Regions from separate parts of the Homo sapiens genome. Here regions 2 and 3 are each linked to region 1. A link is a loop called in an ENCODE intact Hi-C map of the cell type or tissue named here. Cell type or tissue: Panc1. All regions are shown on one strand.

Evidence for each region. A loop is a pair of places that touch in the nucleus more often than their neighbours do. Peaks named below come from ENCODE experiments on the same cell type or tissue, not always from the same donor. Only the 100,000 strongest peaks of a DNase experiment are listed, where the experiment ranks them.
Region 2: a loop joins it to region 1, with 10 times the contacts of the local background. A loop is called at or near these places in 102 of 110 quality-filtered maps.
Region 3: a loop joins it to region 1, with 4 times the contacts of the local background. A loop is called at or near these places in 2 of 110 quality-filtered maps.

Annotation. Positions count from the first base shown.
Region 1 is chr9:35,549,446-35,557,445 of GRCh38, forward strand. It overlaps RUSC2 (RUN and SH3 domain containing 2), which reads left to right. Exons shown (of 12, transcript NM_014806.5): 3 at 5,615-6,256; 4 at 6,507-6,692; 5 at 6,863-7,003. Among named protein-coding and RNA genes, the nearest start is that of CIMIP2B, 10 kb to the right of the region's middle. In Panc1, no CTCF peak of the experiment used is centred here; a DNase peak (open chromatin) is centred at 4,626; H3K27ac peaks cover 5,354 bases.
Region 2 is chr9:35,477,485-35,485,484 of GRCh38, forward strand. It overlaps the pseudogene ATP8B5P. Among named protein-coding and RNA genes, the nearest start is that of RUSC2, 8.6 kb to the right of the region's middle. RefSeq lists a silencer at 4,445-4,679. In Panc1, CTCF peaks have their summits at 4,088 and 4,300; a DNase peak (open chromatin) is centred at 4,097; H3K27ac peaks cover 5,261 bases.
Region 3 is chr9:35,190,083-35,198,082 of GRCh38, forward strand. All of the region lies in intron 1 of UNC13B (unc-13 homolog B), which reads left to right. Among named protein-coding and RNA genes, the nearest start is that of UNC13B, 32 kb to the left of the region's middle. RefSeq lists an enhancer at 3,730-4,024. In Panc1, a CTCF peak has its summit at 3,895; no DNase peak of the experiment used is centred here.

The DNA.
Region 1 (8,000 bases):
GATGAGAGGGATGACTCTGTTTTCAAGGATTCCAGCTAAGGACAGAAACAGAAAACGTAGTTGATCATTAAAATGCAGAGATGGCAGTGTTCCGTACTGGCCAGTGAAAGGGGTATGTAAATCAGACTGAAACGTCAGGGAGGAACTGCTAATGCAGTTACATTTAAGCCCAATCTAGAAAGATGATTAGGATTGGGCTTTGTGACGACTTGTAAGAAGAATGTTCTAGGCTCACAGGATTGTCTGTACAAAACCACAAAGGCACAGAATAGCTTGACCCTTTCTAGGAACTGCATATAATTTGGTGAAGCCATAGTGGAACACAGGTGGAACCACTGAAAAATTTTAGAGAAATGGCTTTTGGCATTTGTTTGTTTTTGTTTGGTTTGGTTTTTCTGTCTGCTTAATTATATGTTTTGATTTGCATTTAGAAAGATCACTGGTTGGTTGTTCCTTCAGGCCTTGTTTAAAAAAAAAGTAATTGGGCTGGGCACAGTGGCTTACACCTGTAATCCCAGCACTTTGGGAGGCCAAGGCGGGCGGATCACCTCAGGTCAGGTTTTCAAGACCAGCCTGGCCAACATGGTAAAACCCCATCTCTACTAATAATACAAAAATTAGCTAGGCATGGTGGCGCATGCCTGTAATCCCAGCTACTCTGGAGGCTGAGGCAGGAGAATCACTTGAATCTGGGATGGAGATTGCAGTGAGCCGAGATCACGCCACTGCACTCCAGCCTGGGCAACAAGAGCGAAACTCCACCTCAAAAAAAAAAAAAAAGTAATTGGATCACTGGTTGTTTGGGTAGAAGATGGACTGGAAGGGGTGTCTTCCTGAAGTCAGGAGAAAGCACTGTGTAGATTGGAAAGTCATTGGAATAAAAGTGGTAGCTGGCACTTGCTGGGCGTGGTGACTCATACCTATAGTCCCAGCACTTTAGGAGACTGAGGCAGGCAGATCACCTGAGTTCGGGAGTTCAAGACCAGCCTGGCCAACATGGTGAAACCCCATCTCTACTAAAAATACAAAAATTAGCCGGGTGTGGTGGTGCACGCCTGTAATCCCAGCGACATGGAAGGCCGAGGCAGGAGAATCGCTTGAACCCAGGAGACAGAGGTTGCAGTGAGCCTAGATCATGCCACTGCACTCCAGCTTGGGAAACAGAGTGAGACTCTGTCTCAAAAATAAAAAACAAAAGTGGTAGCTGAAGCTATGTGTGTGGCTGAGAGAGGATCCAGGGAGAATGTGTTGAGTTATAAAGGGAAGAAGGGGATACTGTGACTTAAGGGATGAGCAGCACCCTCAAAAGAGACAGAAGAATTAGGACAATAGAAGAAAAACCAGGAGAGGCCGGGCATGGTGGCTCATGCCTGTAATCCTAGCACTTCGGGAGGCCGAGGTGCGCGGGTCACCTGAGGTCAGGAGTTCACCAGCCTGACCAACATGGTGAAACCCCATCTCTACTAAAAATACAAAAATTAGGTGTGGTGGCGGGTGCCTGTAGTTCCAGCTACATGGGAGGCTGAGGCAGGAGAATCGCTTGAACCTGGGAGGCAGAGGTTGCAGTGAGCCAAGATTATGCCACTGCACTCCAGTCTGGGTGACAAAGTGAGAGTCCGTCTCAAAAAAAAAGAAAAACCAGGAGAGAGTGAAGTCACAGGAACCAAAGGAGGAGAAAGTTTAAAAAAAGTTTGAACCAAAAGAGTTCTAAAGAGAAATCACCTAAGATAATGAAGAATCCTGAAGGCAACATTCAGGAGTAGTGAGAGTGGAAGCCAGATCTCAGAGGGTTTAGAAGGAAAGGGAGGTAAAGCAGGGATAGCAGAGGCTCACAGCTGTGCTGTAGCCTTAGGTTGGGTCTGTTGGCTTCACAAAAGAAAATGTTTTAAAACCATAAATAATATCTGTGCTGTCAGGGAGATCACAGTCCATCAGAAGACTTCATGTTCCTAACATACACTGAAGAGCTGTCCTTGGGGTGGGCATGGGAGGGAGATCTCTAGGGAAGGGGCAGGATCAGAAACAGCAAGGATTGACTGGGTCCTTTGAACCCACTCCCTTAGACTGCAGTGTCTGTCTGCTGGGTGCATCTCGTGGGATACTATGACTGGCATTCTGAGGGCAAGAAATATCCTGGTCAGAGATGTGTTTTCTCTATCAGATTAAGACATATCAACATGCTGCTCTGTTCCATAAGTCTCCAGTCTTCTCTTGATTCTGTACAGCTTTTTTCTAAATCAAAAATGAATGACAATTCATCAAGCTTTGAATGACAAAAGAAGGGACAGGTTGATCCAATCTAGGAATGACAGTATAGGAAGCTGAGAAGGTCGGCTGGGCATGGTGGCTCACACCTATAATCCCAGCACTTTGGGAGGCTGAGGCAGGAGGATCACTTGAAGCCAGGGGTTTGAGACCAGCCTGGGCAATATAGTGAGACCCTGTGTCTACAGAAAAAAAAATTTAAAAACAGCTGGGAGTGATGGCACATGCCTGTAGTCCTAGCTACTCGGGAGGCTGAGGCAGGAGGATCGCCTGAGCCCAGGAGTTTGAGGCACAGTGAGCTATGATTGCACCACTGCATCCCAGCCTGGGCAAAAAGTGAGATCCTGTCTCTAAAAAAAATTAAAGTAGGCCAGGTGTGGTGGCTCATGCCTGTAATCCCAGCACTTTGGGAGGCTGAGGTGGGGAAATCATTTGAGGCCAGGAGTTCGAGACCAGCCTGGCCAACATGGAGAAACCCCATCTCTACTAAAAATACAAAAATTAGCTAGGCATGGTGGCGCACGCCTGTAGTCCCATCTACCCGGGAGGCTGAGGCACAATAATCGCTTGAACCTGGAAGGCGGAAGTTGCAGTAAGCTGAGATCACGCCACTGCACTCCAGCATGGGTGACAAAGTGAGACTCTGTCTCAGAAAAAAGTAAATTAAAAAATAAAAATAAAAAAGGCAGCTGAGACGGCTCTTTGAGATACTGAGCAGCAGAATCAAGATTTAAAGGGATCTTACTGAATCTTGAAAGAACAAAACTAATAAAGCAGAGACCAATGTGAAGTTTGATATGTAACCTGCACTTGAGTTGATTTGGGATATTTGATTGCAAACTCAGATTGAGTCAGCAGTTGGTAGAGCTTCCAAAAAGTTAAGATGACTGGATTCATTCATAGACTCCAGAAAGAAAGAGTGGATAGTCTCTCACTCCTCCGAACCAGTGAGTGCTCAGTGGTATTCCATTGAGTTCTGGGTACCACATCTTAAGAAGGAACTGAGGAACTGGGGGACTGGGGCTATTTAACCTAGAGAAAAACTGACTCGGGTGAATACGGTCTCTGTCTCTGGTTTTCTTAATGAATGTCACATAGAAAAGTGAGAAAACTTATTCTGTGTATTCCCTGAGGGTAGAACTAAGACCCATTCCCCACAGGGGCCCCCTTCTTACCTGATCTTATTCCTCTGCCTCAGTCTGTATCCTGGGAACTTAGCAGAGAGGAGTTTTAAAAGGGTAGGAATAAGCAGTCTAATTCAGACATACTTTGTATAGGGGGTATAATAATGCTGTGGTTGGGATGACCTAATCCGATAGCCAGAGTCAGCTCAGCCTTGAAAACTGATACTTAAATAGGCGGAAAGGAAGGACACATTCCTGATGGGAAAAGCAGTGGGCTTCATGACAGGGATGGACTGGGAAGAGTAGGGTCAGTGGGGGCAGGTGTGGAAGTCTGAAGGGAGAGCAGCCTAGCTCGTAGCAGGTGTGGGCAACTAGCTCACTGAGAAGATTAGACTTTATTCTGGGAGATAAAATTTGTATCTCAGAAGCTAGTTGGTGTATGTAAGAAGCTTCTGGTTGTAGTGAGACTGGCTTGAATCAAGAGTGACCGTGGAGATTCCCTCATTTAACAGATGGTTTTTCACTCCATACTGTGTGCCAGCCTCTGTTCCAGGCATTATGGATCCAGCAGTGAACAATATAAAATCCCCACTTTTCTGGAGCTCTTAGGAGCAGTAATGGACAATAAACACATTAAAAGGACAACTTTTAATTGCTGGAAAGTTCAACAATGCTGAAAAGAAAATGAAACAGGGTAATGGGATAGAGAGCAACTTGCCAGAGGGGCTGACGTAGTCAGAGAAGGTCTTATTGAGGGGGTGATATTTGAGCTGATGCCTGAATGGTGAGAAGATTCAGACAGAAAGAAAAGCAGGTGCAAAAGGCCCGGAGATGTTCATGCATCTGGTGTGTTTAAGGACGGGGAAGTGTGGCTGGAGCACAGTGGGCCAGGGAGAATGCAGAGTCTGTGTAAGCAGTGACTGGGTATAGCAGGAGGGTGGAGCTTGAAAGTGTCCCCTGGGAGTGATTCAGAAGCACCTCCCTAATGGGATTGTGGTCCCCATCCCCTCTGACTCTTTGATGTAAATAAGATGAGGGATAGGAAAACCTGGCCTGATACAATTTCACATGTAGTACAATGTGGTAAAAAGAACAGTGGCTCTGAAATCAGACTCTGGGTTAGGCAGAATTCTAGCTCTGCCACTTCCTAGTTGTTTGACCTTGAGCAAGTGCTTTAATCTGTCTACATTTCACATTTCCTAATATGTCAAGTAAGAGAACTAATTCCCGCCTCGCAGAGCTACTGAGCCCCACTGCTGGTGAGCTTTCACCAGGGCTTTAGGCCGGGTGCGTGCTTATAGCGCCATCTTACGTTTATTCGGAGATCTACAGTGTTTTGTTGGAAGTGCAGTCCATCCACTGTCCCACTCCAGTGTCCTGGAGTTTTGTGTTTAGTTCTGAGCACCACGTTTTGAAGGACATTGACCTGAAGACTGCCTGAAAGAACAGGAGAGGCCCAGCCTTGGGGAACATACCTCCGTTCAGGGGGAGCAAATGTGGACTCTGAGGTTCCAATGCCAGGATCGTGAAAAGAGTGGGAGTGGGGGTAGATACAGATAACAGGTAGGCTGCAAGTAAAGAAATATCTTACTATGGTTCGATATGCTCAGGAATGAAATGTGCTGGCATGATTGGAGATGGGATAATGAGCAAAAGCTTGAAGTCAGTAACATCTGAAACATTTTCATCACTGAAAATGTGTGTGACTGTGACTCCAAGACTTAGAAACAAAGAAAATGGTTCTGCCATTGATAGAAATGGAAGTCATCGGAAAAAAGGAGAAAGGTGATGGATAAGCGGTTATAGCACATTTTAAGTGAAAGCAGAACTATAAAGCAGAATGATCTGGAGATGAAGAGGAAGGTCCAGGCTAAAGCTGTGGGTTTGGGAGTCATCCCGTAGAAGTCTGAACTCAAAACTTCTCAAGAAATAAAGTGTAAGGTGAGATGCAAGAGTTGAGCCTTAAGATACACTCACCTTTGGAGTCAAGAAAATGAAGAGGGACTGAACAGCAGAGAGGTACAAGACAGTCCAGCACCATAAAAGCAATAGGAAGCGTTTTACAAAAGAGGGGAGCAGTGTCCCATTCCACGAACTTCTACCCCATTCAATTCCTGCCAGCCAGGTCCCTGCCCCTCTCCCCTCTCCCATCTCTGCTTCTGGGTTTTCTCTCATATGGGTTTCAGTGTCTGTCTACTGATTTCTTCTCCATCCCTTTGCTACAGGGGGTGGCACCGAGAGCCGACCAGTCCTTCGCTACAGCAAGGAACAGAGGCCAACCACACTGCCCATCCAGCCCTTCGTGTTCCAGCACCACTTCCCCAAGCAGCTGGCCAAGGCCCGGGCCCTCCACAGCCTTTCCCAGCTCTACAGCCTCTCAGGCTGCAGCCGTACACAGCAGCCTGCCCCACTGGCTGCCCCTGCTGCTCAAGTCTCAGTCCCAGCTCCCTCAGGGGAACCGCAGGCATCCACTCCCCGAGCCACTGGCAGAGGTGCCAGGAAAGCTGGGTCTGAGCCAGAGACCTCTCGGCCATCGCCCCTGGGCAGCTACTCCCCCATCCGGAGTGTTGGCCCCTTTGGGCCCAGCACTGACTCTTCTGCCTCCACTTCGTGCTCCCCTCCCCCAGAGCAGCCCACAGCCACAGAAAGCCTGCCCCCATGGAGCCACTCCTGTCCTTCTGCTGTCCGGCCTGCCACCTCCCAGCAGCCGCAGAAGGAGGATCAGAAGATACTGACCTTGACTGAGTACCGGCTCCATGGAACAGGAAGCTTGCCGCCTCTGGGCTCCTGGCGATCTGGCCTCAGCCGAGCAGAGAGCCTGGCCCGGGGAGGTGGTGAGGGCAGCATGGCCACCAGGCCCAGTAATGGTACGAGCTCCAGCATCTCCCTACCCAACCCGCCACCTCACGCAAGCACTTCCACCACCTCCCCTTTGAGTGGTTGCTTACACTCTCACCTGGGGCCAGAGGTTAGGATGTCTGCATCCCTCCCTCAGCATCTGTAGATAATATCCACAGATAATCTAGTGTTTCATATGGGCCCACTGGGTGGATGTGAAACTCTGTCTCGCTGTCTCCTGCCAACTCTTGTCTTTCTGCTAATCTGTTCTGCTTCCAGCCAACCACCTATCCCCTCAAGCCCTCAAGTGGCGGGAATACAGGAGGAAGAACCCACTAGGGCCACCTGGTTTGTCAGGGAGCCTAGACCGAAGATCACAAGAAGCTCGGCTGGCCCGAAGAAACCCTATCTTTGAGTTCCCTGGCTCCCTCAGTGCTGCCAGCCATCTGAACTGCCGGCTGAATGGTGTGTGAGCAGGGTCCCCAGTACACCCGGGGCAGGCTCTGCCATGGCTGGAAAGGGCTAGAGAAGGGGTCAGTCCCAAAGGAACGTGTCTCAGACGGTACGAGGCACTGAACTGGCCTGGAACTCCTGCACTGAGAGTTGCTCAGGATTGATTTTTCTCTTCTTTCCAGGCCAAGCAGTGAAGCCGTTACCACTGACCTGCCCTGACTTCCAGGACCCCTTTTCCTTGACGGAGAAGCCTCCAGCTGAGTTTTGTCTGTCCCCAGATGGCAGCTCAGAGGCCATTTCCATTGACCTGCTTCAGAAAAAAGGTGCATACAACCCCCAGCTCAGGCCAGGGACTCTGCTGTCACTACCTCCTCACACTTGCCCTACTACCTAGCCAGTCTGAAACCTCTAAGTGCTGGCTGGGCCCAGTGGCTCACGCCTGTAATCCCAGCACTTTGGGAGGCCAAGGCAGGTGGATCATGAGGTCAGGAGTTCGAGGCCAGCCTGGCCAACATGGTGAAACCCCATCTCTACTAAAAACACAAAAAAAAATTAGCTGGGTGTTGTGGTGGGCGCGTGTAATCCCAGCTACTCGGGAGGCTGAGGCAGGAGAATTACTTGAACCCAGGAGGTGGAGGTTGCAGTGAGCCAAGATCACACCATTGCACTCCAGCCTGGGCAACAAAACTGAAAACTCCTTTTCAAAAGAAAACCACAAACAAATCTCCAGGTGCTGGGAAGGTGTTGGAGCACACAGGCTCTGGGGCCAGAGGAGGAAGCTGTGTGCTGTGTATCATGAGTGCATGTGAGTGAGCAAGGGTCATTCATCAGAGGCTTTCAGAGTCACGCTCCGGTCCCTTCCTGCAGTGAGCAAAGTCTCATGAGGAGGCTTCCATGTCATCAAAAAATGCCTCAGTGCTCTTGGAGGGGGCGGGTGAAGGTACTAGAGGGCCCAGCAGCTTGGGTAAGAGTGTTGGTGACATCTAGTAAGATGAAGATTGACAAGACCCACACTATTTAGCAAATAAGTGACCACTGAACTAAGAACATTTTTAGGGAGATGGAGAGAACTGAGCATAATTGTGGGCTGAAGATGAGCCTGTGAAGAGAGAGCTGAAGTTCCTTGCAAAGGCAGAAGGGGAGAATCAGAGCTCAGGGAGAAAGAACCCGGGCAAGAAGGGAAACGGCCACCTTCCTCCAGGACGCGAAGGGGATGCAAGTGGGCAGGGGAGTGAGGGGTGTACATATGAGATTGTTATGGATTTTGGAGGTAGAGGGAAGTTAAAGGAGTTTATAACTAGGGAACTCTGTTCTCTGAAG
Region 2 (8,000 bases), 72 kb before region 1:
GCCAGGGAAGGGTCATTGGGTCTATTCTGCTTGCCAATATTAGGCGGTATGCAGTGCTACAGAAGCCACTGAATGCCACTAAGCAAGTAAAGAGTCCAAAGACTGGGCAAAGTGGCTCACACCTGTAATTCCAACACTTTGGGAGGCCGAGGCAGGTGGATCAACTGAGGTCAGAAGTTCAAGACCAGCCTGTCCAACATGGCAAAACCCCGTCTCTACAAAAAATACAAAAATTAACTGGGTGTGGTGGTGGGTGCCTGTAGTCCCAGCTACTCTGGAGGCTGAGGCAGGAGAATTGCTTGAACCCAGGAGGCAGAGGTTACAGTGAGCTGAGATCACACCACTGCACTCCAGCCTGGGTGACAGAGCAAGACTCCATCTCAAAAAAAAAAAAAAAAAAAAGTACAAAGGTTTACCTGCCTAGGAATGCAGGGGTACAGCTAGCATTCCCTAGCAATCACTCTGTGTCCTTTCTGTGCGGGGCTGTATAGGTTATGGTGGGATTGGTCCAGATCCACCTTGAAAGCTTGGTGTGGCCTTACTCTATCCTAGGACCTAGGGTTCTAATAAAGTAGGATCAAGTAGAGACTGGGGTCAACATTCTCAGTCAGGTTTCTCCTGCTGTAGGTTAATGTGTGTGGGGGTGGGGCGGGGGGGCAGGGGTCGAGGGATGAAGGTGGCTATCTTGGACCTGGAAGGTGGAGCTGGGACTGTAGAGAAGAGAGGAGCCTACAAAATCTCCTTGGTATTCTTCCAGACAGTTTATGAGACCTGGTTTATCACATGCTACAGTCTGGTCTACACTTCCCTCCCTGTCCTGTGCATGAGTCTGTTTGATCAGGTAAGATCCAGCAGCAAGCCCCTGGTCAGCGTTGAAGCCCCTGGGCCCTTGAGGAATATCCCTAAGAATGAAGAATACAGCAAGAGCTGGGCTCTACAAAATCCAGTGTAAAGGGAATAATTTCCAGAGCGGGGAAAAGAGCTCATCACCTAGATAGGTATCATGAGATAAAGTAAAAAATCCTCCTCAACAGAGAATAATCCTCAGTTTTAGCCAAGTTTTCCTGTATCAATTTTATCTTTGTAGAGAGAAACATGGAAATTGTGCTGTACAGTAAATTGAGTATATATAAAAGTAATTAAAATATATATGGAAAAATAAGGAAAAATTAAATAACATAAGCAGAATATGAATGGAAAAAAATAAAGAAAAGAAAATAGAGTTATTGGGGTAGGACTGGGTAACGTATGGGACTTCAAAAAGGAGAGACTCCTTCAGCGATAATGAGGATGAGATAAGCCAAAGCAGGAGGGCCTGGGAGGGAGTCCTGAAGGCCAGGCATGGGAGTATGGGTGTGATAGTTTATATCATAAGGAGCCAGACTAAGGGATACCGTCTGTCCCTGTCAGAAATTGAGGGTCCTGGGACCCTACCTCTCCCTTGTCTTCTACCCCAACCTCTAGTCCTGGGCACATGGAGTAGAAAATGAGTCTCCAAAAAGGAATAAAGTAGCTGAAATAGGACATCATGGGATCATGGCTCTTGGTCTCCATGGGAAATAGCTCTAAAGGAAATTCTCCAGGAAGTAACTGCTAACCTCAGAACAACAAGAGGGGTGGGTTGTATTACTCAACAGTCCATCCAGCTTCAGTGGCCTAATTCTAGGGATCCATCTCTGAAGCCAGCCCCAAGCTTTGTATCCAAAGTTTCAGAGTTAGGAGATGAAGATGATCCAATGACATCCACTTTGAGTAATTTTTTCACCTTCAGTTCACCAGTAGCTATGGGAGTGGGAGAAACCTCACAGAACATGAATACCTCTAAAAGACTAACTGGTCCCCATTGATGTTGCTTTCTCCCATATTGACTTTTGGCATAAAGAATATTCAACTATGGCCGGGTACGGTGGCTCACACCTGTAACCCCAGCACTTTGGGAGGCCGAGGCAGGTGGATCATTTGAGGTCAGGAGTTTGAGACCAGCTTGGCCAACATGGCGAAACCCCATCTCTACTAAAAATATAAAAATTAGCCAGGTGTGGTGGCACACACCTGTAATCCCAGCTACTCAGGAGGCTGAGACAAGAGAATTGCTTGAACCTGAGAAGTAGAGGTTGCAATAAGCCGAGATGGTGCCACTGCACTCCAGACTGGGTGATAGAGCAAGACTCCATCTCAACTGAAAGAACTCTTACACCTGGGGACTTATGTCCCAGCTGCCTCCCCCATCTCAAGCTCCAGTCCTCCCTCCCAGCTACCCACAAGCCTAGTTGCTCCCTTTCATAACTCCCCAATTCTAACTCCCTCCAAGTCCTTCCCAGCATCCCGAACTTCTCCCAGCTTCCTTCCACTACCCAGATCCTTGCCTAGAGAGTAGGACTTCAGGAAGGGTCTGTGGTCACTGCTGTGTTCTCTGGTTCCACTTCTCCAGTAACCCATAAGGAAGCTCCTAGGCAGCCTGGCAGCAGACCTGGTGAGGGGAGAAGCCTCTACTCTGATGGAGATGGGACCTTCTATGGAGAGACCCTGAGCCTCCCTCCTTACCCTCGGGTGCTTCCAGGATGTGAATGAGACATGGAGCCTCCATTTCCCAGAGCTGTATGAGCCAGGCCAGCACAACCTCTATTTCAACAAGAAAGAATTTGTGAAGTGTTTAATGCATGGGATCTACAGTTCCTTCGTGTTGTTCTTTGTCCCCATGGGGGCTCTTTACAATGCAGAACGAAATGATGGGAAGGACATCTCCGACTACCAGTCCTTCTCCCTGGTGGTGCAGACCTCCTTGATCTGGGTGGTCGCAATGCAGGTGTGGCCAGTGGTGGTGGGGGTAAGGGGATTGGGTGGGGGCCTCTCTGAAAGAGTGGGAGGAATAGAGGGTGAGAGTGTGGGAAGGGAGCAACCTTCATTACATAATTGGAGGGGGGAGGTAGCTGACAGGTCCCAGGTTACAGGTCCCATAAGAGGGTACTTTTCAGATCGCCCTGAGGACAACCTACTGGACAATGATAAACCATGTTGTCATCTGGGGTAGCCTGGGTTTCTACTTTTGGGTGTCATTCCTCCTGTACAGCGATGGCTTGTGTCTAGTATTCCCTGACGTCTTCCAATTCCTAGGTAAGGCCCTGCCCAGTGGGCGGAGGGTGGGGAACCAGGTATATTTATTTAATAAATGTTTACCGAGAAGCCATTACTATGTGCTAGGCTAGAGATATAAATAAGACATGGTCTCTGCCCTAAAAGGGCTCAAAATGTAGCTAGGGAAATAAGTTACCTTATTTGAGTTTCCAAGGTATTTTCAAATGTCTTACGAGATTTGCTATTTATCAGCATCCTAAGAGGTAGGCAGTGCAACAATTTTTAGAGCCATTTTAGACACCGGAGGGTTTTTTTTTAATTAAAGGACTTAAATCTAGGTTTCCTGGTTCCAGTTCAATGTCCTTTATGCTGTGGCATATCGCCTTGTTGTCTCCCATAATTTTTCCCTCTCTCTCATCTCCACTTTGCTGAAGACAAAATATAGAGAGTAGATATGTAGATGTAGTTGGCTCCCATCTTTTTGTTTTTATTTTTAATTTTTTGAGACTCTGTTGCTCTACCTCTGTCGCCTTGGCTGGAGTGCAGTGGTGCAATCTTGGCTCACTGCAACCTCTGCCTCCTGGGTTTAAGCGATTCTCGTGCCTCAGCCTCCCCACTAGCTGGGACTACAGTTGTGCACCACCATGCACTGCTCATTTTTTTGTATTTTTGGTAGAGACGTGTTTTTGCCATGTTGGCCAGGGTGGCCTCAAACTCCCGGCCTCAAGCAATCTGCCGGCCTGGGGCTCCCAAAGTGCTGGGATTACAAGCGTGAGCCACCGCACCTGGCTGTCTCTCACCTTTTGTCAGGCCACTAACTTATTTTTCTCCTTCAAATCTTTTTTTTTCTTTTTTTAATTTTTTTTTTTTACCTTTTTTATTTTTATTTTTTTGTTTTTTCCTCCTCCAAAGCTTTCTTTCCCATTTTTGGATGCAAGCCAGTGCTCTAGGATTCCCTCATAACTTACCCCTGCTCTCCTATCCTGCCCTACCCTGCCCTGCCTTTAGAGGGAGAGAGAGGCACATGGATTCACAGTGACTTTGGCTGCACAAAGGACCCAACTACAATTCTTTTGTATTTATATTATTTCTCAGGAGCCTAAACTAACTACAAGTCAGTAACTTCCTTCTTTGGACTAGAGAGGTGTCTACGTTCTGGCTGGTAACTCCTACCCCTGGTCCTACCCCGGTCCTCCAGGCTCTGTTTCAGCCTTTCCCCTCCTGGCTCACTGTTTACAGGTGTGGTCAGGAATTCTCTGAACCAGCCGCAAATGCTGCTGAGCATTATCCTCAGTGTGGTCCTCTGTATGTTGCCTGTGATTGGGCACCAATTTCTTAAACCACTATTCTGGCCTATCAGCATGGACAAAGTAAGTGCAACAGAAAATCTACGCAGATATAATTCATGACCTTCTTTTGCTTTTGCCTCTGTGGATGAAAACCCTATCCCCCATGCTCTGGCTATAGGTTTTTGACAGAATTCAAGAGTGCAGGAGACTTCCACAGCAGTCCCCAGTCTGGACCAAACTGAAACACTCAAGCACTCGACGTTCTGCCTATGCATTCTCCCATAAACAAGGCTTTGGGGCCCTCATCACTTCTGGCAAGATAGTGAAGCCCAGGATGTCCAAGAGAAACACCCTTTTTTTGAAAAAGATAGAGGCCCTAGGGAAATTCCAAAGGAGGCAGTCAGTGCTCTTCCTCCCTCGTACTCATGCAACTTAGGAAGAATTAGAGTCCCTGGGAAACCAGCATAAACCTGCTCCTTCATTCTCACTAGGGACTAAGCCTCTTAATTGTCCAGAAGGCTATTCCCAGAAAGGCAAGGAGGGGTAAGGAAAGAGCCCCCAGATATCTGCCAGAGTTGCAGCATTTCAAGAAAAAGAAAAAAAAAGCAACCTCAGGCCTGCCTCCCACCATCTCTTGCAAGTTTTAATCCAGACAAGCATATGTAGAGGTAGGGGGTGACAAGAGACAGTATGGGGAAGGGAAAAGAAGATGGAACCTAAGAATTTTACTTTGGGCCCTATCTCCTATACTCAGAGCAAGCATAAACCTTCCCAGGGCCCTACACAAACATATTCCCATCGAGGCATCACATAAAATAAAATCAACCATTTAAAAAGGTATAATTTAGTGACAATTACTTCCCATTTATAAGCAAGGGATGCATGAGTGCTACCCATAGACCGGATATGGGCCATGTCTTTAGCGTTTCTTGATCTCGTTAGATAAATTATCTGAAATTTTGAGGAGACTTCAGCAGAAAGAAGCAGGGGATATGCTGTCAAATGCCTGTGGATTTATACTAAGAAAGAAAGAAGGGGCATAAGGAAAATTTTCTTTATCTCGATTTTGGAGGTGGTTACATGGGTATGTATTTGTCAAAATTCATTGACCTGTATACTTAAGATTTATACATTTTATTTTATGTAAACTATATCTCAATAAAGTTGAGTTTTTTAATGTCTAGAAATTTTTAATGGAGTTGTAAGTGACCAACCACAGGAGCCAGATTCACCCACACTGAAGTAACTCACTATAGAAGAGATATCTCCACCAATGGGGAGAGAATTTCTGAAGAACCTATAAAAGGACCTCTTGAAAACGAGTCAACTTTAGATACCTGCCAGGCCTTTTTTTTTTTTTTTTTTTTTTTTTGAGATGGAGTCTCACTCTGTCGCCCAGGCTGGAGTGCAGTAGCGCTATTTCGGTTCACTGCAACCTCTGCCTCCCAGGTTCCAACAATTCTGCCTCAGCCTCCCGAGTAGCTGGGATTACAGGTGCACACCACCACACCCGGCTAATTTTTGTATCTTTAGTAGAGACGGGTTTTTGCCATGTTAGCCAGGCTGGTCTCAAACTCCTGGTCTCAACTGATCTACCCGCCTCAGCCTCCCAAAGTGCTGGGATTACAGGCATGAGCCACCATGCCTAACTTATCTGCCAAGCCTTAAAATTAGTTTATGACTGTATTAGTCAAGTAAAGGCTTTCTTCATCTCTTCCCTCTCCTGTCCTGCTTAAGCCCCGGAGAAAAAAGAATTAGCAAGCTGAAGGAGGGAGGAGGGGTAAGTAGAAAAACAGACATCTACAAAGCCCACTGAACCTGGCCACATGCAGCAGCCCAGCTGAAAGATAAGGAAAAGCATTAATTGTAAAGGTTGAAGTTTTTAAAAATTATTTCATTAAATCACTTTAACTACTAAAGCGAAACTTAAAGTGACAAGTACTGGTTGCTACTAAAAAGGACCATTCACTAAGTACATTTTGCATCAGCACTTGTTCCTTCACCTTGTACTTTTATGTTATAGAGACGACTTCTTTCTGTAAACCTCATGAACCCACCTCTGTTGGCATCCAACTTTTCTTCTGTAACTTCTTCCCCAGCCTTCATAGAATTGAAGAGAGTTAGGGCCTTGCTCTGGATTAGGTTTTGGCTTAAGGGAATACTGTGGCTGGTTTCAGCTTCTATACAGACCACTCAAACTTTCTCTGTATCTGCAATAAGGCTGTTTTGCTTTCTTATTTGTGTGTTCACTGGAATAGCACTTTTAATTTCCTTCAATAACTTTTCCTTTGCATTCACAACTTGGCTAACTGGTATAAGAGGCCTAGCTTTCAGCCTGTCTTGGCTTTCGACATGCCTTCCTCAATAATCTTAATCGTTTCTAGCTTTTTATTTCAAGTGACAGATATGTGACTCTTCCTTTCACTTGAACACTTAGAGGCCATTTAGGGTTATTAATTGGCCTGATTTCAATATTGTTGTGTCTCAGGGAATAGGGAGGCCTGAGGAGAGGTAAAGATGGGAATGACGGGTTGGTGGAGCAGTCAGAACAGGCATTTATTAAGTTTGGCATCTTCTATAGGCGCAGTTCGTGGTGCCCCAAAGAAATGAACAAGGAACACTGTCCTAGCCCCAACATATCCCTGTGATTCCAGCTCCAAATTATCTACCAAATCTTCTAAGATTCATGAAAAGCGTTTTGGAAAAGACACATCATTTGGAGGATCCTGGGAGTCATTCAAGACTATTTGCTGTATGTTACCCCACCCACCCCCATGACACATTCAATTAATCACTAAATTCTACAGATTTCTATACCCTAAATCATCCTTGAATCTATCTCCTCTTATCTAAGCCTTCAGCCACTGCCCTAATTCAGACTCTTTCAGTTCTCATCATAATTATCAATCTCCTAACTGGTTGATTGATTACCTTCCTGTAATTCAATATCCACACTCCTACTGAAGTGAGATTTCTAAAGCTCAGATATGTTCACATCACTCCCCTGCATGAAATAATAGTGCCAACAGCCTTCAGAATAAAATCCAAACTTAGCTGGGCATGGTGGCTCATGCCTGTAATCCCAGCACTTTGGGAGGCTGAGGCGGGTAGATCACCTGAGGTCAGAAGTACAAAACCAGCCTGGCCAACATGGTGAAACTGGGCGTGGTGGCGGGCTCCTGTAATCCCAGCTACTCGGGAGGCTGAGGCAGGAGAATCACTTGAACCCAGGAGGCAGAGGTTGCAGTGAGCCGAGATCACACCACTGCATTCCACCTGGGGTGACAGAGCAAGACTCCATCTCAAGAAAATAAAATCCAAACTCCCAAACACACATACAAGGCCCTTCCTAATCTTGCTGTTGCCTCCCTCCTACACTTTGCCCATGCTTAACTAATGCCCATACTACTTGAGTTTCCCTAAGGCATCATGCTTTCTTTGTTTTTTTTTTTTTTTTTGAGACAGAGTTTCACTCTTGTTGCCCAGGCTGGAGTGCAATGGTGTGATCTCGGCTCACTGCAACCTCCACCTCCCAGGTTCAAGCAGTTCTCCTGCCTCAGAGAGGCAAGTAGCTGGGATTACAGGCATGTGCCACCATGCCTGGCTAATTTTGTATTTTTAGTAGAGGTGGGCTTT
Region 3 (8,000 bases), 360 kb before region 1:
GATCCGCAAAATTAACGGCGCCATTTTATACTGGATCTTGGATCCCCCAAAGGTGGGAGATACTGTGGAAGAAGAGAGTGCAGTGCTTCTACTGTGCATTTCATTTCAAGGCAACCCAAAGCCAATTGGCTTATTTTGTAATCGGCCCATCCCTCATGGGAGTCTTATCTCTCAATAGGGGGTGGGGATGTTTCCATATCTTATAGGTGGCCAAGAGCATGCTTCTCTGACTCAAATGTGCAGAGTTAAGTATCCCTCCATAACTACTATTAGCCATTCCTTAAAGTATATCTCCTACCTAGTTATTACACACCAAAGCTCTCTCATAATGTGAAGTAATTTGATATCCCCAAAACTCAAAACTATCAGATAACACAATGCAAAACAGAACTGAGCCTTTGATTTTGAGAGGGAATGATCTGCTTTTAATTCCTGGGGTTTCATGAGGAAAACAGTTTTTTTTTCTTCCCCCCCTCCCCCAAAACAGGGTCTGTAGTGCCTCCTCTGTTTTTCCCAAGGAGTCCCCGGCTACCGGAAGTTATCTTAGGGCCTGTCATATGTGCATTAAGAGTGGCAAGACAAAAAATGGAGAAAAATAATTCAGTCGACTAAAAAGAAAAAAGACTTTTTCCAGAAAAACATGATCCAAGAAGAGAAAAACATAATAGCCTTTTAAGTATATCTATAACTGGGATATCCACTTTTAATTAAGCTGAGCACTCTTTCAGAAAATCCTTTTAAATCCCTTGTTACTAAACTTTAGCCACACCAAGCAGTTAAGATTTTCAGCTTTTGAATGTCACAAAAAGTAACCTCACAGGTGAGACCAACAAGCCTTAATTAGTTTATGACTTAACCTCCAGTGTACAAGGTATTTTCTTTTTTCTTTTTTTTTGAGACAGAGTCTCGCTCTGTCGCCCAGGCTGGAGTGCAGTGGCGCCATCTCAGCTCACCGCAACTCCCATCTCCCGGGTTCCAATGATTCTCCTGCCTCAGCCTCCCAAATACCTGGGATTACAGGTGCCAGCCACCACACCCAGCTAATTTTTGTAGTTTTAGTACAGATGGGGTTTCACCATGTTGGTCAGGCTGGTCTCAAACTCCTGACCTCAGGTGATCTCTGCCTCCCAAAGTGCAGGGATTACAAGCGTGAGCCACCGTGCCCTGCCAGGTATCAGGTATTTTCAAAGGGGTGATAAGTAACTTTTGAAACTCTCATTGCAAAATTGTGACTGAGACAGTGAAAGAGATCAGACCCAACCAACTCCATTTTGTTTTTAGCCCCTAAGCTGTCCTTGCTCATCACTGGGCATAGGCTGAACCAACTTTGGGAGGTGTCTGGTTTACAGTGTATAGTCTAAAACAAAGGTGGTAACAGCCCCTTCCTAAGATATACTTCCCTCTTGCCTGGGGACCAGACCAAGAAACTAGCCACAAAATGAGAAACCATGGCTTAGGAGTCACGCAGCTGGAGGCTACAAGATTTTATCCTCCCTTAACTGCCCAAGATCAGTATTTAAGATATTTTGTAAACTCTGCCCTTGATGGATCAGCTGGCTCTGCCTAGATTGATAAACTGGCTTATCTGATTTTTGGCCCTTCCCCGGGAACTAACTTAGCACAAGACACCCACCGTTGTAAAATGGCAGAGACTAAAACAAAGTATTGCCACGTGGTTACACGTCATGTTTCCAAGTACATGAAACAAGATGGAGGCCTGTAGCCAAGTTTGTTACTGACCATTTTGTTGGACTGGCTTGAACAGCAGGCTTATAGGGTCCTGGGTCTGCATCTTAACCTAAGGTACCCTTTCTTTCCACAGGACCATACAGAAAGATACACGAAGCACACCAGATTGGCTACAGTTTAAGACCAACCTCACAAATCCCTTTTCATTAATTAAAACTTAACCACAAATATAAACAATAATCCTTATCCCTTTTGCCAGTTTGGATAGGGAGAGAGAAGCCAAAAGCCTGACTGGTAAGAAAATTTTACCCTTTTGCCCACATGTCAGGCTTCTAGTTCCTTTTCCCCAGCTCAACTCTAAGCCAAGCATTTTTAAGGTTTGGAAAATTAACTTTTCCCAGGTTGAAAGAACATTATAAAAGCATATAGGAGCCATTTTAAGCTGTAAAAGAAGGAAAAATACCATAGAAAAGTCTGGGGGTTCCAGTTAGAGTTGTTAAGAGGTATTGCTTCCCTTCCTATCGACAATGATGTTTCCTCTATTTCTTGATCTTCTCTATTTTCTCTTTTCCCTTTTTGCTTATTATAGGAGACATATTGTACATTTCCAAAATTCTCTGCCTTCTGCAGAACTGCCTGTTTTTCAGCTGTAGTTTGGGGTTTGGCTTAGAAGCAGCATAACATCCCTTCATGAGAGGTTAAACACCTGAGTTAAATTTCAGAAAGCTTCTATATACCTATCAGGGTCATTGGAGAATTGGCCTAAGTCTCCCTTTATTTGCCTAAGGTACTGTAATGAGAAGGGAACTTGAGGGGCCCCTGAATAAGGGGGATCCTTAGATTGTTCCCCTGGAAGTTACTTCTCTAACTTTGGTGAATCATTTGCTATTGGCCTGCCTGATATGACTACTAAAAGAGCTGGGTTGATTTTGTAACACCTGCAAAGGTCTAGTAAGGCCATGCCCTTGTGCAAAAGAAAATGAGTTGATTTTTCTTTAAATTATTAGAGTCAAAGGAGTCCTTGTGCTTCAGAATGTACTCCAGAGGGGTGCAAGCTGAAGATGATCTGTTACCCATCTAGAGAGAGAAGTGACAAAAAGGCATCTCTTTTTTCACCTTCCTTTTGGTGTGACCCAGGGTGGAGAGGAAAACAGTGGGGACGTCCCTCCTGCTGTTTTCCCTCTGCGGTTTCTGGGTCCTGGCACCTTGTTTAATGTGCCACCCATGGTTGCAGGTGTGACCCCCAGCCATGGAACCAGAGGAACTAAGTGATTGGGATTAGTCACACTGATTCATGCAACTCAAGTCCTCTGCCTGTGATTTCCTTTGACTTCCTAGACTTGTGTGACCTGCCTGGCTCCCTGAAAAATGGATCTTGGGAGAGACTATGCGACAGTTGCATTTGGGCAATTGTTGCACTTCCCTCCTTAATGGAGGAAGTGTGCTGGTTTGAGCTCTATATCCTGCTATTACAGTCCATGCTAAAGTGTTTACCCTTAGAGAATGGTTCTGGTTAACTTCTGAACTTAAAATCCCCTTACTAATTAAGTACCATTCTGATTGGAGGCAGAATAGGTGCCTTAAAAGATCATAGGGGCTGAGTGTGGTGGCTCATGCCTGTAATCCCAGCACTTTGGTAGGCCGAGACAGGTGGATCATGAGGTCAGGAGTTCGAGACCAGCCTGACCAACATGGTGAAACCCCGTCTCTACTAAAAATACAAAAATTAGCTGGGCATGGTGGCATGTAATCCACCTGTGCCTGTAATCCCAGCTACTCAGGAGGCTGAGGCAGGAGAATCTCTTGAACCCAGGAGGTGGAGGTTGCATTGAGCCGAGACTGCACAATTGCACTCCAGCCTGGGTGACAGAGCAAGACTCCGTCTCAAAAAAAAAAAAAAAAAAAAAAGATTGTAGGGACTAAATGGCTGTTTTCCTGTTGATGGAGCAGTATCAAGAATAAAATTTGGTTTTGGAGGATGTTTTATTCCTAGTTGTTGAAGCCAGAATTTTCCCATTTACAGAAGCAGCATGAAGCCTGGTTTGTAGTAGAGAGGCTCAAAAAGGGAAGAGAATTGGGAAGCTAGGCTGTTTTTGGTAAAGGACTGACAATGTGCCTCATGAAGAGGATCCCTGTTTCACTAGATGGTGCTGTTGACCTTGAAATGCCATGTGCTTTCCAGACCAAGGGCAGAGTGACCTTGACACGCCATGTGCTCTCCAGTCCTAGGTCAGAGAGAGACCTGGAAATGCCACGTGCTCTCCAGACCAAGGGCAGAGTGACCTGGAAGTTCCGTTTGCTCTCCAGACCAAGGGCAGGGAGAGACCTGCAAATGCTATATACTCTTCAGACCAAGGGCAGAGAGTGATGCTCACTGTCGGGGGGAGCCTTCTGTTTCTAGAAAATCTCAAAGACGCCTTCCCTTGAGCTATATCCCCTACAACGTTTCCTGATCTTGCCAAACAAAATAACTGAACTGTAAAACTTCGCTCACATAGCATACACAGAGAGAATAGGAGATATGACAGTCGCAGACAGGAAAGGAGGAAATTATGATAGAAAAGTTGGAGATCCTGTTGCCAACACCCCATCAGGTGGTCAGAGACTGGGATCAGTCCAGAAGCCTTTGGATAACACCTGAAGGTAGCCCCAGCCAGAAATCCTCAGTTGCTCTAGAACCTCTTACAGCCCCGCACAATGGCTAAGTCCTCCATGAAAGGAAGCTGGTTCAAACATGGCCAACATGCCCAGCAACCCATGGGTGCTGGGGGATTCTCCATTTTCTTCCCAGTAAATCTCACATCTGAGTCTTTAAGAATGGCAGCCACGCTAACCGTGTTTTTAACTGGCTGACAGATGCCCATTATTGATTTGATTTAGTTCTAAAGTGGAGGCCAACAGCCCCAAAATGAAAGGACAGAGTTGGATTCCACTCCTCTACTCACCGTTTTGATGAGCGTTGTACCTTGGTATCCTGAGTGAGCACCCTGACATGATTGGCTATGTTGTCTGGGGTAAATACCCAGCGTCTGTCATCTCGTGCCAGAAAAATTTAGGACACGGACACATACGAGGAGTTTAGGAATGGAGGTTTAATAGGCAAGAGAAAGAGAAACAAAAAGAAAGGAAAACAGCTCTCTCTCTAGTGTGAGAGGGGAATTCTGAGAGCAAAAGGTGGACTGGCGGCGGATGTGCCGGATTTTATAGTCTTAAGGAGGCAGTGTCTGATTTACATAGGGCTCACAAATTGGTTCAATCAGGTGTGAGCTTTACATAGTACTCAGGGAAGGCTGGCCACCCCACCCTAATCTTTTTAATGCAAATGGAACTTTCCCCTTGGCTGATGCCATCTTGTCTGCTCCTTACTATACACATGGCTGACAGAGAAGGGAAGATGGAGCCACTATTTTGAACATGATTGGCACACCTGCCAGCATGTATGTCTGCAGCTTGATTTTACAGGCTGCTCTTTGTTAGAAAATGATTTGGGGCTGCTTCTTATTAAAAGGAAAACCTTACCAAGGACTTCTGTACCCTTATTATCTGCCTAAGTGAGTTCTTCTTAACTCCTGTATCAGTGTGCCCCCTTTCCACGCCAAACCAATGTATACTTAACATGTATCAACTTTTGTCTTTGCCTTAAAATGTATAAAACCAGTCTGTAACCCAAAAACCTTGGGCACATGTTCTCAGGACCTCCTGAGGCTGTGTCACAAGCCATGGGTCCTTAACCTTGGCAAAAGTAACCTCTAAATTGATTGAGATCTGTCTCAGATACTTTTTTGTTTACATCCTCATAGCTGTTTTGTTAAATCTTGTCCCTGATTTTAGCCTTTTTTACCTTATTTCTGATTTTAGCCTTTTCCTTCCAAGAAAAGGGTGTTCATAAGGTCTCAAATACCCTTTTTCATAATTCTCAGAGGGCCATACTGGCCCTGAAAAATACTTTTTAAAGTTAGTCCTGAGGATTCTGTTTTAAAAAGCTAGATCTGTCTGCACAGACAGAATATTCAGCTTTGTTAGAGTTGTTTTTTTTCCTCCCCCTCCTTCACAAACATCTTGCTAGCCAGTCAGAACAGCTGAGTCAACTGTGGTCAGTTGGCTGAGAGATGTCACGGTCCATCTTTATGTCCAAATATTTGACAAATGTAAAAATATAGCTGAATATGCAAATTAATTATTGTAACCATGCTAATACACATACACATATACATGCATACATATATATACAGGGCAGTGGGATTATATACTATTCCTATCTTTTGTTTTTTCATTTCTATCATTTAAAATGTTAAGTTTTAAATAAGAAATGGTGGTTATTGTATTTTTGTTTTTCATGTCTATCTTTTAAAATGTTAAGTTTTAAATAAGAAATGGTGGTTATTGTATTTTTGTTTTTCATGTCTATCTTTTAAAATGTTAAGTTTTAAATAAGAAATGGTGGTTATTGTATTTGGGAGGTGATACACCTTTTTACTTCTAGATTCTGAAATAGATGGGTTACAAACAAGGGAACTAGTGCCACAATGTTTGGAAATTGTTCCATGCATAGAACTGGCTAGAACAAGGCAAGTTAGCCATTCCCTGTGCCTGAGGAACCAGGTCACTGGCTGCAGAGTCAGTGTGAATAGGATTATTTCCCATAATCCCTTGTGGCTTTGGTTCTATATCAAGGTCAGAGAGACTCAGGAGCGGAAGTTACATGTTTTTTTGAGGGTTAGGTACAGTTCTTATATATTCTCCTATTTCTGCCTTTACTTGTAAAGATCTTGGGGAGGATGCTCTGCCCAGGCATTTTCTCTTTATCCCGGACTTCCAGGGTTTTCATATTGGCTGGAGTTTTATAAGAACCTCAGTGTTTTGTAATGAATATTTCTTTTCCACACATCTTTTCTGTTTTTACATATTGTAGTAGTAATATGGATGAGGCAGGAATTGTGTGCTGAAGTACCTCCCAGCTTTGACTCTGAAAATACTACTTTTTAAAAATCTATTTATTTATTTATTTTCTTTTTTTGAGGCATGGTCTTGCTCTGTTGCTCAGGCTGGAGTGCAGTAGTACGATCATGGCTGACTGCATCCTTGACCTCCTAGGCTCAAGCAATCCTCCCACCTCAGCCTCCAGAGAAGCTGAGACTGCAGGCATGTGCCACCATGCCCAGCTAATTTTTAATTTTTTTGTAGAGACAGGATCTCCCTATGTTGCCCAGGCTGGTCTTGAGCTCCTGTGCTCAAGCATTCCTCCTGCTTCAATCTCCCAAAACGTTGGGATGACAGGCTTGACCTACTGAACCTGGCCTAAATATTTATTTTAAATTAGCTTCATAATTAGATGAATATCAAGTTTATTCAATCTGGTATTTTTTAACAGTCTTGAGGAAGTAGTTGATATTGATTGAGCAATATAGTGCTTTCTTATTTAAATATTTAATGTTTTCCTTTTTTCTTTTTTTTGAGACAGAGTCTCGCTCTCTCACCGAGGCTGGGGGGCAGTGGTGTGATCTTGGCTTACTACAGCCTCCGCCTTCCAGGTTCAAGCAATCCTCCCACCTCAGTCTCCTGAGTAGCTGGGACTACAGGTGTGTGCCCCCACACCCGGCTAGTTTTTGTATTTTTAGGAGAGATGGGGTTTCACCATGTTGGCCAGGCTGGTCTTGAACTCCTGGCCTCAAGTGATCTGCCTGCCTCAGCCTCCCAAAGTGTTGGGATTACAGGCCAGAGCCACTACACCCAGCCATTTTTCAAAACCCCTGTTTGTTTTAATATGTGATATGTTTTCAGAACACCTGCTTATTTTAATATGTGATACGGTTTGGATTTGTGTCCCCACTCAAATCTCATGTCGAATTGTATTGTAATCCCTAACGTTGGAGGAGGGGCCTGGTGGGAGGTGATGGGCCATGGGGGCGGACTTCCCCCTTGCTGTTCTTGTGACAGTGAGTTCGTTCTCATGAGATCTTGTTGTTTAAATTTGTAGTACCTCTCCCACCTTCTCTCCCTCCTGCTCCAACCGGGTAAGATGTGCCTGCTTCCCCTTTGCCTTCCGCCATGATCCTAAGTTTCCTGAGGCATCCCTTGCCATGCTTCCTGTACAGCCTGTGGAACTGTGAACCAATGAAACCTCTTTTTTAAATAAATTACCCAGTCTCAGATAGTTCTTTATAGCAATGTGAGAACAGACTAATACAATATGCGAACCATTAGGAGATATATAAGGATTTAAAAACTTTAAAAAACATATCTACACATCTGTTTAAATCTTATCAGTTAAGGTAATAATGTTAACACCCCACTTGGTGTATATCTTTCCA